Regions from separate parts of the Homo sapiens genome. Here all the other regions are linked to region 3. The links are chromatin contacts, found by Hi-C or POLR2A ChIA-PET in ENCODE. All regions are on one chromosome and are shown on one strand. The core of a region is the stretch at or near the end of the contact, and the rest is flanking DNA. Distances in the headings are between cores, read along the strand shown. Region 1 holds the start of TMEM242 (transmembrane protein 242). Region 2 has its middle 140 kb from the start of ARID1B. Region 3 overlaps ARID1B (AT-rich interaction domain 1B).

The links. A loop is a pair of places that touch in the nucleus more often than their neighbours do. ChIA-PET counts read pairs that join two places held with the same protein, here RNA polymerase II (POLR2A). Pooled maps may share reads with other maps.
Region 1: a loop to region 3 is called in a pooled map, with 6 times the contacts of the local background. The contact joins the promoter of TMEM242 here to the enhancer-like site in region 3. A Hi-C loop is called at or near these places in 9 of 50 pooled maps. POLR2A ChIA-PET finds 5 or more read pairs at or near these places in 2 of 52 experiments (BJ and activated CD4-positive, alpha-beta memory T cell).
Region 2: a loop to region 3 is called in a map with no recorded cell type, with 6 times the contacts of the local background. The contact joins two enhancer-like sites. A Hi-C loop is called at or near these places in 9 of 37 single-sample maps with no recorded cell type and 4 of 50 pooled maps.

The regions. Positions count from the first base shown.
Region 1 is chr6:157,320,348-157,324,909 of GRCh38, forward strand. It overlaps TMEM242 (transmembrane protein 242), which reads right to left and starts at 3,172. Exons shown (of 4, transcript NM_018452.6): 1 at 3,065-3,172; 2 at 2,358-2,458. The coding sequence starts at 3,152. TMEM242-DT (TMEM242 divergent transcript) reads left to right here and starts at 3,287. Exons shown (of 1, transcript NR_187268.1): 1 at 3,287-4,130. RefSeq lists enhancers at 2,935-3,274, 3,455-3,884.
Region 2 is chr6:156,635,273-156,640,251 of GRCh38, forward strand. No RefSeq gene overlaps it. Among named protein-coding and RNA genes, the nearest start is that of ARID1B, 140 kb to the right of the region's middle. Within about 2 kb of position 1,424, at least 3 of the 41 ENCODE cell types and tissues checked have a DNase peak (open chromatin) inside an H3K27ac peak, as active enhancers do.
Region 3 is chr6:157,019,742-157,024,263 of GRCh38, forward strand. All of the region lies in intron 4 of ARID1B (AT-rich interaction domain 1B), which reads left to right. Among named protein-coding and RNA genes, the nearest start is that of MIR4466, 240 kb to the left of the region's middle. RefSeq lists silencers at 1,625-2,144, 2,445-2,534. Within about 2 kb of position 1,295, at least 40 of the 41 ENCODE cell types and tissues checked have a DNase peak (open chromatin) inside an H3K27ac peak, as active enhancers do.

The DNA of each region.
Region 1 (4,562 bases), core at 1,922-4,421, 300 kb after region 3:
TATTAGTCATTTAAAAATAGTAAATCATTTTAGATTAATATAAGCCTATTTTTTATGAAAAATTACTTTTCCAAAACAAAACTGTGCAAAGAGAGACAATGTTTTACATTTTTGTTAGTCTTTTATTTATTTATATTTTTTGAGATGGAGTCTCGCTCTGTCACCCAGGCTGGAGTGTAGTGGCGTGATCTCAGCTCACTGCAACCTCCACCTTCCAGGTTCAAGCAATTCTTGTGCCTCAGCCTCCCAAGTAGCTGGGATTACAGGTGCATGCCACCATGCCCAGCTAATTTTTGTATTTTTAGTAGAGATGGGGTTTCACCGTGTTGCCCAGGCTGGTCTCAAACTCCTGGCCTAAAGTGATCCGCCTCCCTCAGCCTCCCAAAGTGCTGGGATAAAAGTTTTCTAAAATCTAATTTTCACTTGAAAGCTTGAATTTTATCAGTGGCAATAAATACTGACAATTGTTTGCTTGAAAAGACAAGCTCATTTTATTCATTGTTAAGATGTCTGCCAAATATTCTTTCAAGTAAAAATGATATTCTATAGGAAAAAAGTGGCTAGTTCAGCTTGCAATTCAATTGCTTTTCTAGAGAAAAAATCCTACTTCAGTATAAAATAGAAATGCTTTATGTATTTATTTCCCATTTCTTTTTTTTTTTTTCTTTTTTTTTTTTTTGAGACGGAGTCTCGCTCTGTCACCCAGGCTGGAGTGCAGTGGCGAAATCTCGGCTTACTGCAAGCTCCGCCTCCCGGGTTCACGCCATTCTCCTGCCTCAGCCTCCCGAGTAGCTGGGACTACAGGCACCCGCCACCCGCCCAGTTAATTCTTTTGTATTTTTAGTAGAGACGGGGTTTCATCGTGTTAGCAAGGATGGTCTCAGTCTCCTGACCTCATGATCCGCCCGCCTTGGCCTCCCTAAGTGCTGGGATTACAAGCGTGAGCCACCTCGCCCGGCCTTGTATTTCCCATTTCTTTACACAGAATATTAAAATGAGGTTTATTTGAAGGTCATGATTTAATAAAATTAACTATTTTATTTCTTCAACAAGGACACTGTTAAGTAATACTGGCTTTAAAAAATACAGGTACTTTGTAATGAAGGACACAAGGACTTTCACAGTTTGGTGCTACTGCCTTAGACCAAGGTATCAGCAGTTTTACTCTCCATTGCCTCTGTACCATTAGTACAAGCATCTTAGTATCATTATGAAAATAGTTCTGACTTCATGGACCCAAGGATCAAGGATCAGCAGGGTTCTGTGGACTGCAGTTTGAAAACCACTGTTAGACCCCGAAGAGCATCTGTGATGATCAAATCTCAGAATAACAAAATAGGATGGAAAGTTGTGATATGTGTACGTGCGCTCTTCAGCCCCAGAGAATCCCTAGTTTTCATCAGATTATTAAAAAGATCAGTGAGCCAAGGATTAACATAACTTAGGCTTAGAAATCAACCAAAACTCTACTGTTAAGGCACTACTCTGATTTCCACCACAAAATATATTTCTGCTCTGAAAACATTCTATAACATAGAGAGAAAATGACCCACAAGGTCCATAGCAGTGATTTAGGAAGCTCCATATAAGCTTAGAGCATTCAGAGGGGATCCAAGCACACTTTAAACATGGTCTCTTGCCATTATGGTATCGATAAGGCTTAAGTATGATTATTAAAGATAAATGTAAGTGGAAAGGAAACTTGACTTTTTATGATGTTTTACGTAACACTTTTCCTCCATAGCACACATCAAATTGTAATTACACAGTTATTTGTGTGAATATTTATTTATTTATTTTTGAGACAGAGTCTCGCTCTGTCACCCAGGTTGAAGTGCAGTGGTGTTATCTGGGCTCACTACAACCTCAGCCTCCTGGGTTCAAGTGATTCTCCTGCCTCAGCCTCCCGAGTAGCTAGGACTACAGGAGTGCCACACCACACCTGGCTCATTTTTGTATTTTTAGTAGAGATGGGTTTTCGCCATGTTGGCCAGGCTGGTCTCAAACTCCTGACCTCAGGTGATCTGCCCCTCTCGGCTTCCCAAAGTGCTGGGATTACAGGCATGAACCACGATGCCTGGCCCAAATTTAGATTCAAAGTCATGTTGTGAATAGGAAATGTACCAGATAAGCTTTCAAAGTCTTGTTCCGCTAAAATTTAAGAAAGCACATAAGTACATCCTTCTAAATGAAAATAAAGACTTGGTTAATTTGTACATTTCTAGAATCCATGAGCGTATATAAATTCACATCTTAAAGCAATGTGAAAGACCATCAATATTTTATTTTTTCTACGCAAAAGCTGCCATATATTGTAAACAATAACAATGCTATGAATGGATTTCAGTGTCACCAACCTTATTGAACCATTCAGGGCTTTTCTTTTTAGCCAATGATAATGTTGTAATAAATCCAGCTAGCATTCCCGCTGCAGCAACGGTACCAAGGAAAATTCCACCTGCCAAGAGTTTCGGGGAGGAGGGGGGATATTAAAAAAAATTAAATAAAAAGAGGTTAAAAAGATGTACAAAAGTAAGTTTAAGATACTATTCGAGTTACAATCAAAATCACTTTTGAAATTCAAGAAACCATGGCTAAGCAGCTCTTGCTAACAGTAAATGACAGCGGCTGAGAAACACGCGTGACCGCACGACCTCTGGTTCCTTGGGTCATTCCGAATTATTATTCCCGAGCGCAGAGAAAAGGTTCAGCTTCCCTTCCCCTCTCCCCTGGGACCACAGCGTGAAGTTTCTCACGGGGAGGAGAAGAGACGATGGCAATCAGAAAAGGCAAGGCTCTAGAACAATTGCAGAGGTGACGGGGAAATATGGCACGCCCGGGAGAATAGCTCGCGGGATCTGCCCCCCGCCCCGCCCAAGGGGAGACTCCACCCAGTAAGCGACCTACCCTCCCTGGGCCGCCAGACTCCGCGGGCTAAACTCAGGGGCAAGCACAAGCTAAGGGCTCTCAGAGCGGGATGTGTGTGGGAATGCCCGCTCCAGAGCAAGCCAGGGTCCGGGGTTAACTCACCCCGACGCCCGCACCTCACCACAGCACATCTTACCTTTAACCAGGAAAAGCCGGTCATTCGTGGACCCCGGAGCCTCCAGCCCAGAGGCCGGCTGCCCAGTTGCAGCGCCCGCTGTCTCCATGTTTAGGTCGCCTCTAGTGCGTCCGTCCCCAACTGGGCCCGGGTGGAAGCGAGAACCAGGCGGAGGAGAAAGGTTCCGCTACCGCCTCCTCCTGTGCAATCTGAAGAAGGGTCCGGAGTGCGGCCGCTGTCCCCAAACCCTCCTCCCGCGCCGGGGCCGGGAAGACGTGCTGTGCCCAGCCCCAGGGGCGATGCCCTCCAAGGCCGTCTCTTAGGGAGGATCTTTTGATTTCTCCAAGGAGATCATTGCTGGACTTAAGTGATTACTTTGGCTGTTTGAAAGAACGCTCAGCCCCGACTGTAGGAGGCAGTGAGGGTCGCAGATTGCGCCAAGATTCCAGGCCCCGCCTGTGAGACCCTGGAGCTCATTTTCCTGATCAAGCTTACATTGTGTCCAACGATTTGGCCAGCGCTAACACTCCACGATTCTAAAACGCAAGCCTAGGTCTTCTGTCTGTACTTTTCTAGGTAACTTCCCAACAGTGTTGAGGAATAAGTGACAGGCTTTCTCCCTGGAGGAGAGCCAGCCACCCGGTTCTGCGGTGACGGGTACCTCCGCCGCGGTGTGAGTGCTCGGCCTCCGTCGGGAAGTGGAACACTCACAGGATGACCGAATGAAAGTACCACCCCCGAAAGGAGAGCGACGCCCGCTGGAAGCGCTTGCAGAGCTGCCGGCAACGTTGACCGCTAGCAAGCTTGGTCTTCCGCTGGGAGGCTGGTTTGCCCATTCTGTAAATGGCCGTGGAGAGGAGGAGGCTAGTGGTGATAGAAAATCTTTTCAGCCTCTCAGAGAACAATGACATCTTGTAAAATAAGGCGGTCTCTCTGCTATTTGTCCTGCCCCCCATCACCGGAGGGCATGAGTTTCCTGAGGATGGAGATGGGACTCTATGTTCAGTTTATATCCCCCAGCTTTCAGATATTAACTGGTTACCAACATCAAATGCATGTTGGATGAATGAGTAAATGAATGCATCCATTTTTGCGTCAGTGAAGTGCAGTTAATAGCTCAAACCTGGGCTCGGGTCCTAAACCGCTTCTCAGGTGTGTGAACTTGGGGTAACTTAGCCCCTCTATAGCTCAGTTTCCTCACCTGTAAAATTTAAAAACTGGTAGTAGGCCAGGCGCGGTGGTTCACGCCTGTAATCCCAGCACTTTGGGAGGCTGAGGCAGGTGGAGATCAGAAGTTCGAGATCAGCCTGGCCAACATGGTGAAACCCCGTTTCTACTAAAAATACAAAAATTAGCGGAGTCTAATGATGCGGGACTGTAATCCCAGCTACTCGGGAGGCTGAGGCAGGAGAATGGCTTGAACCTGGGAGGGAGAGGTTGCAGTGAGCCGAGATCGAGCCGTTGCACTCCAGCCTGGATGACAAGAGTGAAACTCTGCCATCCACCCCATCCCGCCCCC
Region 2 (4,979 bases), core at 174-2,673, 380 kb before region 3:
CCTGTGCTTTCGATATTTTCTTTCAAACTTGCCATTTTGCTGCTGCAGCTGGGCTTGTCAGTTTTCAGTACTAATGGGTTGTGATGGGGTGTCAGGGGAAGTCAACAATCAATGCTTGAAAAAAACTGGTGGGGGCCGTTGTGGGGTGGACCATCACTGCTGACATGGCCAGGAACAGAAATACAATGGCCTTCTTTTGTAGAAAAATAGACAAGAAATACTACACTGTGTTTTGCTTTTAAGATTAGTATAGATTTTTATCCTTTGATGACTGGGTTGTCTGCCCTTCCCCCACTGTAAGTTTGGCTATCAAACAACATAGATTCTGGCTTTTAAATAAACCACTGTACAGTATAGTTAACATTACAATTCATGGTGTGAATTGGAGTTGTTTCTTGCAGGAAGATGAATGAAGATGGGGAAATGTCTGCCAAAACAGAGGCATGAAAGAAATGGTGTGAGATGGCCAGGCTCACCTTGTGAATAGGCCTGTTTTAGGAAAAACTCATTTAGACCCCAGTGTTGTGTGACAGTAGAATACCATTACAGTAACGTTCAGCATAATGATGCTAATGGGAAAAGCATCAGTGCCTGGCTGAAGTTTACATCCAGGGCAAGAAATCTCACTGAACATGTTTTTACTAATAATTCAGTAGAACCCTATTGTGACACTGGTATCAGAATGCAAGAACAATATTTGCCTCATGCGTTGTTTTACTCAAGTCATATATCAGGGATTATACGTGGAAAATGATTTGACCCTACTGTAATATAATCTGTGATAGCAAAGCACTTTCAAAACAGGGCTTTACTGTACTTATTGACGTGAATTCTACTCATGCCAAGAATCCCAGAGTGATAATCAAGTAAAATTGTTCTGAGTTAACTTTATATAACACTTGAGTTCCTGAAAAATTTGGGGTGACTCGGAGTAAAACTCAGAATCACATCCTTATCTATCCACTTTGTAAATTCAAATCTACACGTAACAGGTTTTCTTTTTTTTGTCGTTTGTTTTTTTTTTTGAAACGGAGTCTCGCTCTGTCGCCCAGGCTAGAGTGCAGTGACGTAATCTCGGCTCACTGCGAGCTCCACCGCCCGGGTTCACACTTAACAGGTTTTCTTAAAAGAAAGTTCATCTCTATTCATCTTTCTTTATAAAACTGAAAATTTTTGCCTGTAATCCCAGCACTTTGGGAGGCCAAGGCGGGTGGATCACTTGAGGCCAGGAGTTTGAGATCAGCCTGGCCAACATGGCGAAACCACCTCTCTACTAAAAATACAAAAATTAGCCGGGCGTGGTGGCAGGTGCCTGTAATTCTAGCTACTCAGGAGGCTGAGGCATGAGAATCACTTGAACCCAGGAGGCAGAGGTTGCAGTGAGTCAAGATCACGCCACTGTACTCCGGACTGGGTGATAGAGTAAGGCTCTGTCTCAAAAAAAAAGAAAAGAAAAGAAAATTTTTGTTGCAGAAAAAAAATGTGAACACAAAGTGTCTAAAGTTATAGTGAAATAAAAAGCAGCTTTGCTAATCCCATATTCTTGCCTGAACTGTGTTTGTTTCTTTCACCTACTTCACAATCTTACCCAGCCCAATTGTTACTCTCAATTTCATCATTTCTATATTATAAAGATGTTAATAAGCATATAGTAATGTAATGATTGCAGTAAAATAACACAAGTTTATTTTTTTTAAAAAAATCATCCACCAAGAAGATAGGGTGTACTTCTCCTATTTCTCCCACTAATTGCAACTAAAAACCCTAGACATTATATATGTATATAAATCAAACATAAGAAGACTTTGAAAGGTGGATGGAAGGAGGTAGACTGAATGGGGGACTTGGGACTCAAACAATGAGAGTGTTGAGTTCTCTGGGTTTTCTTTCTGTCTCATATAGCCTGGATTTGGAAAGGAAGAAGCTGGCAACACTGAAACCAATAGACGCAGACAAAAATAACACCAGCGAAAGTCTCACTGGCCTTTTTCTTATCTGCAGAAAATTATTGATCTTTGCTGATATGCTTGTTACATGTATATTAAATAGTAATTAACAAGGCCACGTCTCTGCAACGTAGGCTATTTTATAATGCGTGTTGCAAAAATGCCTGCCTGTTCTTGCTGATTGACACAGGAAGACTCCCCTTTCTTCTGGTGTGTGTGGCTCCAGGTCTTGTCTGCAACCTCATTGCTCAGAGCTCTGGTCCCGCGGGTCTCTGTACTCTGAACCTGGTTTCACAAGGGCACGGCTTGAGGAGGGGCTCATTGTGCAGCTTTAGTAGGAAGACAACCTTTCTGTTTGGGATTCAAGCTAAAAATGGATTCCACTGCCACAATTGCACAGCAACATCTATATCTTGCCTGTTAGTGTATTATGATTTAACATCTTCCCGAGTTACAAGAGTTCAGAAGATTACTATTTAGTCATCTTAGGCTTATCATTGTGTAGGCTATAAACGGTCAGAAAATCTTGAATGAACAAATAAATATCTATTGGCACCACAGCTCAAACAGAACTGAAAGTACGTACACATACACACACACACACACACACACACACACACACACACCCCAAACACTGAAAATGCTGAATAAACTATTTTTTAATGCATACTCAAAAGCAAGGAAAGAAAATTCCCTGATGTCAGGAAAAAAGAACAACTCAAAGAAAAAGAGGTGAGTGCAAGCTGAAGCCAAACAGATGACAGGGGCGTTGTAAACAGATACAGGCCTAACAGGCGTGGGACTCAAGTTTTAACGCCTGTACAGCAAAAGGAGATGAGGCCTTGGGCCTGTACAAGACAGAAAAGCTGAAACGAAACTCCTGTTTAAACTGGAAGCCATGAAGCTGTGCCTAGGTGGTGACACTGAGCTTAGAAAGTCGGTGCCTTGGTTTAGAGAATCAGCAAGGGAGCTTGCCATAGTGCAAGGGGTAGGAAGCCTCACCCATAGGAAGCTGAAGCCAGTGCCTGCTACACACATGTGTGGTGTTCACATCTGTATTACCTACATGAGGAGAGAACCCCAACCAAGAAATTAAGACAGGCACTGATCCAGCAATCCCACTTCTGTAAACATATCCAAAACAATTGAAAGCAGGGTCTCAAATAAATGTTTGAACACCGATGTTCATAGCAGCATTATTCACAATAGCCAAAAGGTGGTAGACACAAGTACTCAGGTGTCCATCAGTGGGTGAACTGATCAATAAAATGTGGTATATACATACAAGAAATATTATTCAGCCTCAAAAAGGAGGAAGATTCTGTCACATGCTGTCACATGGATGAACTTTGAGGACATTATGCTAACTGAAATAGGCCAGGTACAAAACGACAAATACTGTGTGATTCCACTTATATGAGGTAACTGGAGTAGTTAAAGCTCATAGAGACAGAAGGCAGAATGGTGGTGGCTAGGGGCTGGGGAGAGGGGAAAACAGGGAGTCACTGTTTAAAGGGTATAAAGTTTCCATTTTCTAAGATGAAAAAGTTTTGCAAATTGATTGCATAATACCATGAATATACTTAATGCTACTGAACATTACTATACACTTAAAAATTTTTAAGTTGAGCGAGGTGCAGTGGCTCATACTTGTAATCCCAACACTTTGGGAGGCCAAGGTGGGAGGACTGCTGGAGCCCAGAGACTTTGAAGGAGCAATAAGCTATGATTGTGCCACTGCACTCCAGCCTGGGTGACAGAGCAAGACCCTGTTTCAAAAACAAAAAATTGTTAAGATGGTAAACTTTAATTTAAAAATTAAAAAGAAAACTGGTACAGAACCAAGGAAACCTCTGGGCCCCACAGAAGAGCAAATGGAAAACAAGAATATCTAGACAAGAGCACGGTCGGGATCCCATGTCACCCCAGAAAATTAATCCCCACTGAAGATGAGCTCATGCGCAAAGATGACAAGCCACATAGGGAAATGAGTCACTGTGGAATAATCGGCAGAGGCAGCAAATGAAAAAAAATGTGTTCGCCGAGAGAGATAAAGCAAACATTCCTACCCAAGACACAAAAGATCATCTATAAACCGTAATAAAAGAACAGAAGACTGAGGAGGTTAGGAGACGGAGAAGGAAGAAGTAGCATTAAAGAATAAAGGACAAACTAAATAGGAATTACAGGAATAAGCAAATAGACCATCATTACAATTTTCAAAAAGAACATCATTGCATGGGTTAAACACTGGTCTAATTGATACTGGTGACGAATCCAGAGCGTGGAAAATAAAAGCAACACGTTTTATTCAGGCCAGACCTTTTCCAAGCCAATTGTATGATTTATGACCCAGGATGCAACACCCATTCTACAGCCAGACACAAAATAATATCAGGCATTCCTCTTGTTCATTCTCAAATATTCAAACTTTGGATCAGGCACTATTTTTAAGCCCTGGAAATACAGTTACGAATGAGACAGACAAGGTCTTTCTTCTTCTGGTTCTTGCATTCTAGTAGTTTGTTATCTAGAAGATAATAAATAGGCATAAATAAAATAATTTCAGATATTGATAAATATAAGGAAAAAAATAATACAGAACATAAGATAGAGAGTAATGGGGCTGTCATTGGGACCACCTTAGACTAGGTATCCAGAAAGGTCTCTCTATAGAGTTGGCATTTAAGCTGAGCTTAAATGAGAAGGTGCCAGTCAAGCCAAGATCTTTGAGAAGAGCAATCCAAAGGGAAGAAGAGTTGAGGACAAGGGCTCTGAGAAAAGAAAGGAGTACGAGCTTTTGGATTATGGTTTAGGATATACATAGTCGAAAGAAAGGAGAAGGATGTGTTCCATCAGCCATATAAGATGCCCTGGTTCAGATCCACCCAGTTACTTGCATTGCCATATTGCTATTGGTTCCCTTAAAGTTCAAGTTGTAACTGGGTTCTAGGATACAGTCTGGGAGAATCAAAGCCCCAGGCCAGAATTTCACTCCCAAGGCAGACACAGAACTTTGTTCTCCCAGAATTC
Region 3 (4,522 bases), core at 45-2,544:
CTGCGAATCCATGTTCTTTAGTCTCCTGCAACTTGTGCCATGACCTGTATTTCCTGCTGCCAGCGGGTCACCTCCGCGGATATACCACAAGCATGTCAAATTGCCGAGGACACAACCATGCCATTCATTCTTCCCACCAAGCCAAAAGAAAATCTGGGTGTATCTGGACGACTCCTGTCTTCCCCTTCATATGCAGCCATTATGTTTCTAGAGCTAGAACCATCTGAAAATCTTAAGTCCTTTAGGGTTTTTTCGCCCCCTGCCTTTCTCTTTTAGCAAAGATAAATAAAAAGTGAAACAAATTGGCACAACTTGGAGGATGAAGAAGTAGCAAAAGACAAAGCTGTTAGAGGGATAGGAGAAAGTCATTTCAGGAAGGAGGGAATAGACATAACAAGCAAATTTGCCGTTCAGGAAATGTTTTATTTAAGAAAATTAATAATATTTAGAAAATAAATTGGATGGAAATAAATTTTTAACATTCCTTCTCTGATGAAGAACTGACCTAAAATGTAGTTAGTTCTTTATTCTTGCTTTTTAACCTTGTAGATAACATCATGTTAGTCATTTACCCCCATACAAGTTGAGCACTCTGTAAGGGATGTAATTTAAACATGTCTCAAAACCAAAAACCAGTCCATGGGCAGATCTTTTTATTGCGATAATATATAACTACATAACTGTAAATTGGAACCTAAAAATATATATTTAATATGAAATTAATTTTTTTTAATTAACCCAAACTTTAACTTTTTTATAAGGGGTTGTGTTTGAATGCTTTAGCCACTAGGCATGTGTTTTTCTTTCTGATGCTGTTGGAGCTATAAATAGTAGGTAGAACTGAATGAGATGGCATCACATAAACAACAGCCTAGCTTGGTCATTTCTCCTACTCAGATCGCGAGTCAAAATATTAAACAGTGGTGGTTTCAAACTATATGTAATTTCCTCAAAATTATGCTTCTCTAATATTTTTTCCATCGCTTTTTCCTCACCAAAGATTTGTTACCTCTCCCCTTATATAACTCTTGGTCATAACTCAATAAATTATTTTTTTAAGGAGTGGTACGTGAGTTTATGCTGTACGTGGTTTCTTTGGCTGATCTACTTGAGTCCTTAATTTTCTTACAAAAAGTAACCTGGAACTTATGGCTAGAAACGATACATTCTTACAATATTAATGGCCGAAGGAACGTTACTTCTTTGCAGAATTCGATAAAGAAATGAGAAATTCGGGGACCCGGAAACTTTTAGCGCTTGCCCTGAACAGCGGCCCGGAATCTCCCGCCCACCCGTCCCTGCCCGGATGCCTGCGCGGCGGCGGCGTCCTTCCCTCCTCGGCTGCGCTTTTACTCTTGGTCAGGGCCCGCTTGAGAGAGGGGGATTTTAGAGAGAGGGTGTGAAGGACGCAGGACCGCTTTCAGGCCGCCAGCTCTCAGGCCTCGCTTTCCGGTCCTCACTGCGCGTCCACACCTCGCCTTGGTTTCTTTTGTTTTATTCAAGCCCCGGCCCCGCGGTACAGCGGGGAGACTCGCCCGCGCCCACGGAAGAAGCCGAGCTCCTCCGAAGGGAGAACCAGTGATTCCACGGACCCCGGAATCCCCCGGGAGTGGGACCACCAGGCAGCGGGCGGAATTAACCCTGCCGCGGAGGCGCTGGGCGAGGATGAGGGCGGCGAGCGCGGAGGGGACCGAGTCACACAGCAGCCCGGCGGCCTCTGCCGGCAGGCCCCGCTCGCTCCTTTCGGCCCGACCCGGGCGGGGGTTCCGGTGCCGCCCTCCCTACCCCGCACGTAGGCTCGTGGGGGCGGGGACAGGGGGACGAAAACAACCGCGTCCTCAGCCTGACTGAACAGGCTCGGACTCCTCCGACGGCGCCGCGCCGCGCACAGATGAGCCTTTGTGGGACCCCGCGGAAGGAGGCGCCGGCCGCAGCCACATTCCTTTCCGGGCAAGCGCGGCCGCCGCCTGCAGGCACCGTCCGCCCCGCGCGCCCGCAGGCTCCTCCTGGAGGCGGGAGGCGGCGGCCGCTCGCACAGCGTGTTTTCTAAAGTTTCTGCTGACACAGCTTCGCGTACACATGAGCCGGCGCGGCCAGACTCACGCAGGCACCGAGTGTTTCCCCTGCGCCGTCTCGCGCCGCCGCCCCGCTACCTCGCCGCGCGCCCCTAACCTCTGCGTCCCGCGTGGCGCGCCCAGCGCTTAAGGTTTTATTTTTCCCCTACTTCCTTTGGTGCATCTCTTTCCCCCTCTCAAAACCACCACCCAAACTTAAAGGCTGGATGAGTTGGAACCCGTTCGCGTAATTAAAACGAGTGGCTGACGGTGGAAAAGCCAGGAACTACAGACGAAGGACGCCAGCAGGGCCGCGGAGCCCAGGCCGCCAAGAACAGGGCGGGGAGGCGGGGCGGGGCCGCGGAAGGGGGCGAGGTGGAGGGGCGGGGCCGGCGGGAGGTGGGCGGGGCGAGGCTGGCAGGCCGCCGCCATTGGCTGTTACCCGACGCACCGAGGCTGGGCGGCTTAGCCAGGCACTTGGATTCTATTTGTGTAATAGCTGCTTCTTGGAGCCAAGTGCATGCTCATCAACCTTCCTTGCTGGGAAAACCAACTCACAGCATTTTTTAAAAGCCGAGAAACGCCTAGGCTTGTAAAGTTTCATCTCCTGCCTGTGCTTTCCTGTTCTTAATTAAATGCTGAAGAGTCTTGTCGGGATATTACTTTTCATCCTGTCTCTGCCATGGAGACTTTGGGATCACTGGGTGGTCTCTTGGTCACTTGCAGGTGTTTTAGGTAGGATGTTGCAATCTGCAATCTAGGAACATTTGACGACTTTTTCAAGTAAGCTAAACAACACATGAAACTATAGTAGATTAACCAAGACATGCATTTAATCCAACTAGTAGCAATCAGCGACGGCCACTTTGGTTTTACACTTTTTGTTCACTCTGTGAACTATATAATTTGACCATAAATTCTAATTTGTTCTCTTGTTGATAATTCTTATGCAGATAACTTATAACTTATGTGTGTATTTTTATCAGACTCAAAGCAACTTAATTTTGGAATTCTGCAAATTTAATTGATGATCCATTATAACAACGTAGGGTTAGGGTTAGGGTCAGTTTTCGGTGTTGATGTAGAGACAGAATCCAAAAGTATTTTGAAATGTTTAAGAGAAATGGCCTTGAAGAGTTCTGAATATTAACATTCTTCTGTTTTTATGCCTTGTAGTGTTTACCGCACGTGTGAATATGCATAGAAATTTTCATGTAGCAATTTCTGTGTTTGTGATCTGTATACAGATTTTATAAAAATAATAGCAGGGACATTTCTGACCTTGATCATTGTTGTTAACTGATGACATTTGCCAGTTACAGTTTAAATTAAGTTGAATTTATTATTTAGGTGTTTCATAAGAAGGAGTGAGTTGCATACTAGGATATACTCTTGTATTCCATATCCTCTCCTCACTCCGGCGCTTCCTAACAGGAAGAGCAAATGCATTGTGAGGATAAACACTGATTGGTTACTATCTGTAGAGCAGGATTAGCAGCTCTTTTTAGATTTTGAGCTGCAATCTCTTTTAATAGTGCTTAAATTGATGCAGGTCAGTGAATTTTGTGTTTACAGGCTTTTAACTCCCTAGCTTTGTGAATACTGAATTTATGGAAAAGCTTAATTTTCTCTGTATCTCAGAAGGGATATGTACAATTAAAAAAGAAAACAATACAAATTATTTTACATAAACTGGAGCAATTTGGAAACAGTGTAATAAGGGTTGAGTAAAAGATTTCTCCCCATCGTCGTGGCATATTCTACTGTTACACTTACCTGCCATTGCTCATAATGGGTCTGACGTTGTAGGTACATCTAAGTGTGGTTTGCAGTCACTATTTTATGTTATTTGGAAAGTCTTGGATTTTAAAATGTTAACCCAAATAAATATCAACAAGGCATATCTATTTGGGAGTCACTTATGACTTCTGCCCCTCCAACAGTAATTTCTATTTGCTGCAAACATTTGCCAAGTTTACGGCAAATTTTGAAGTTAAACTTTGCCTACCTAATATAATGAGTGTGTGGTTCCTATGCTCCCCTAGGTTTGCCAAAGGTAGTCTTGATGTAAATAATACATTCAAGTGAGATGTCAAGCAAGTGTATGGCTTGACAGATTTTGCATGTAGATTGTAGCTAGTTATCTCAGGTTATTTATTCTTTAAACTTTCACCAATTTACCCATTTTAAAAATAGTGAATTTGTATTAAAAATAGTTGGTAACATAAACCATGGCATTCAGCCTACATTTCATATGAGATTTATCTGCCTGTGCAGAGATGTTACTTAACTTGAAGGCCTCTTTGTGGAAGAAAGATTTGTCTTCCAACATTTTGCGTCAGCAGTGCTGAAGTGCCACTCTGTGGAAGTTGCTTCTTATGGCCTTCCTGCCACAAAAATGATATGTGGTTTAACTCTTTCAGGAACTGGGGTCATTTCATCCCAAACGCTGACCAAGGTTGTTTATA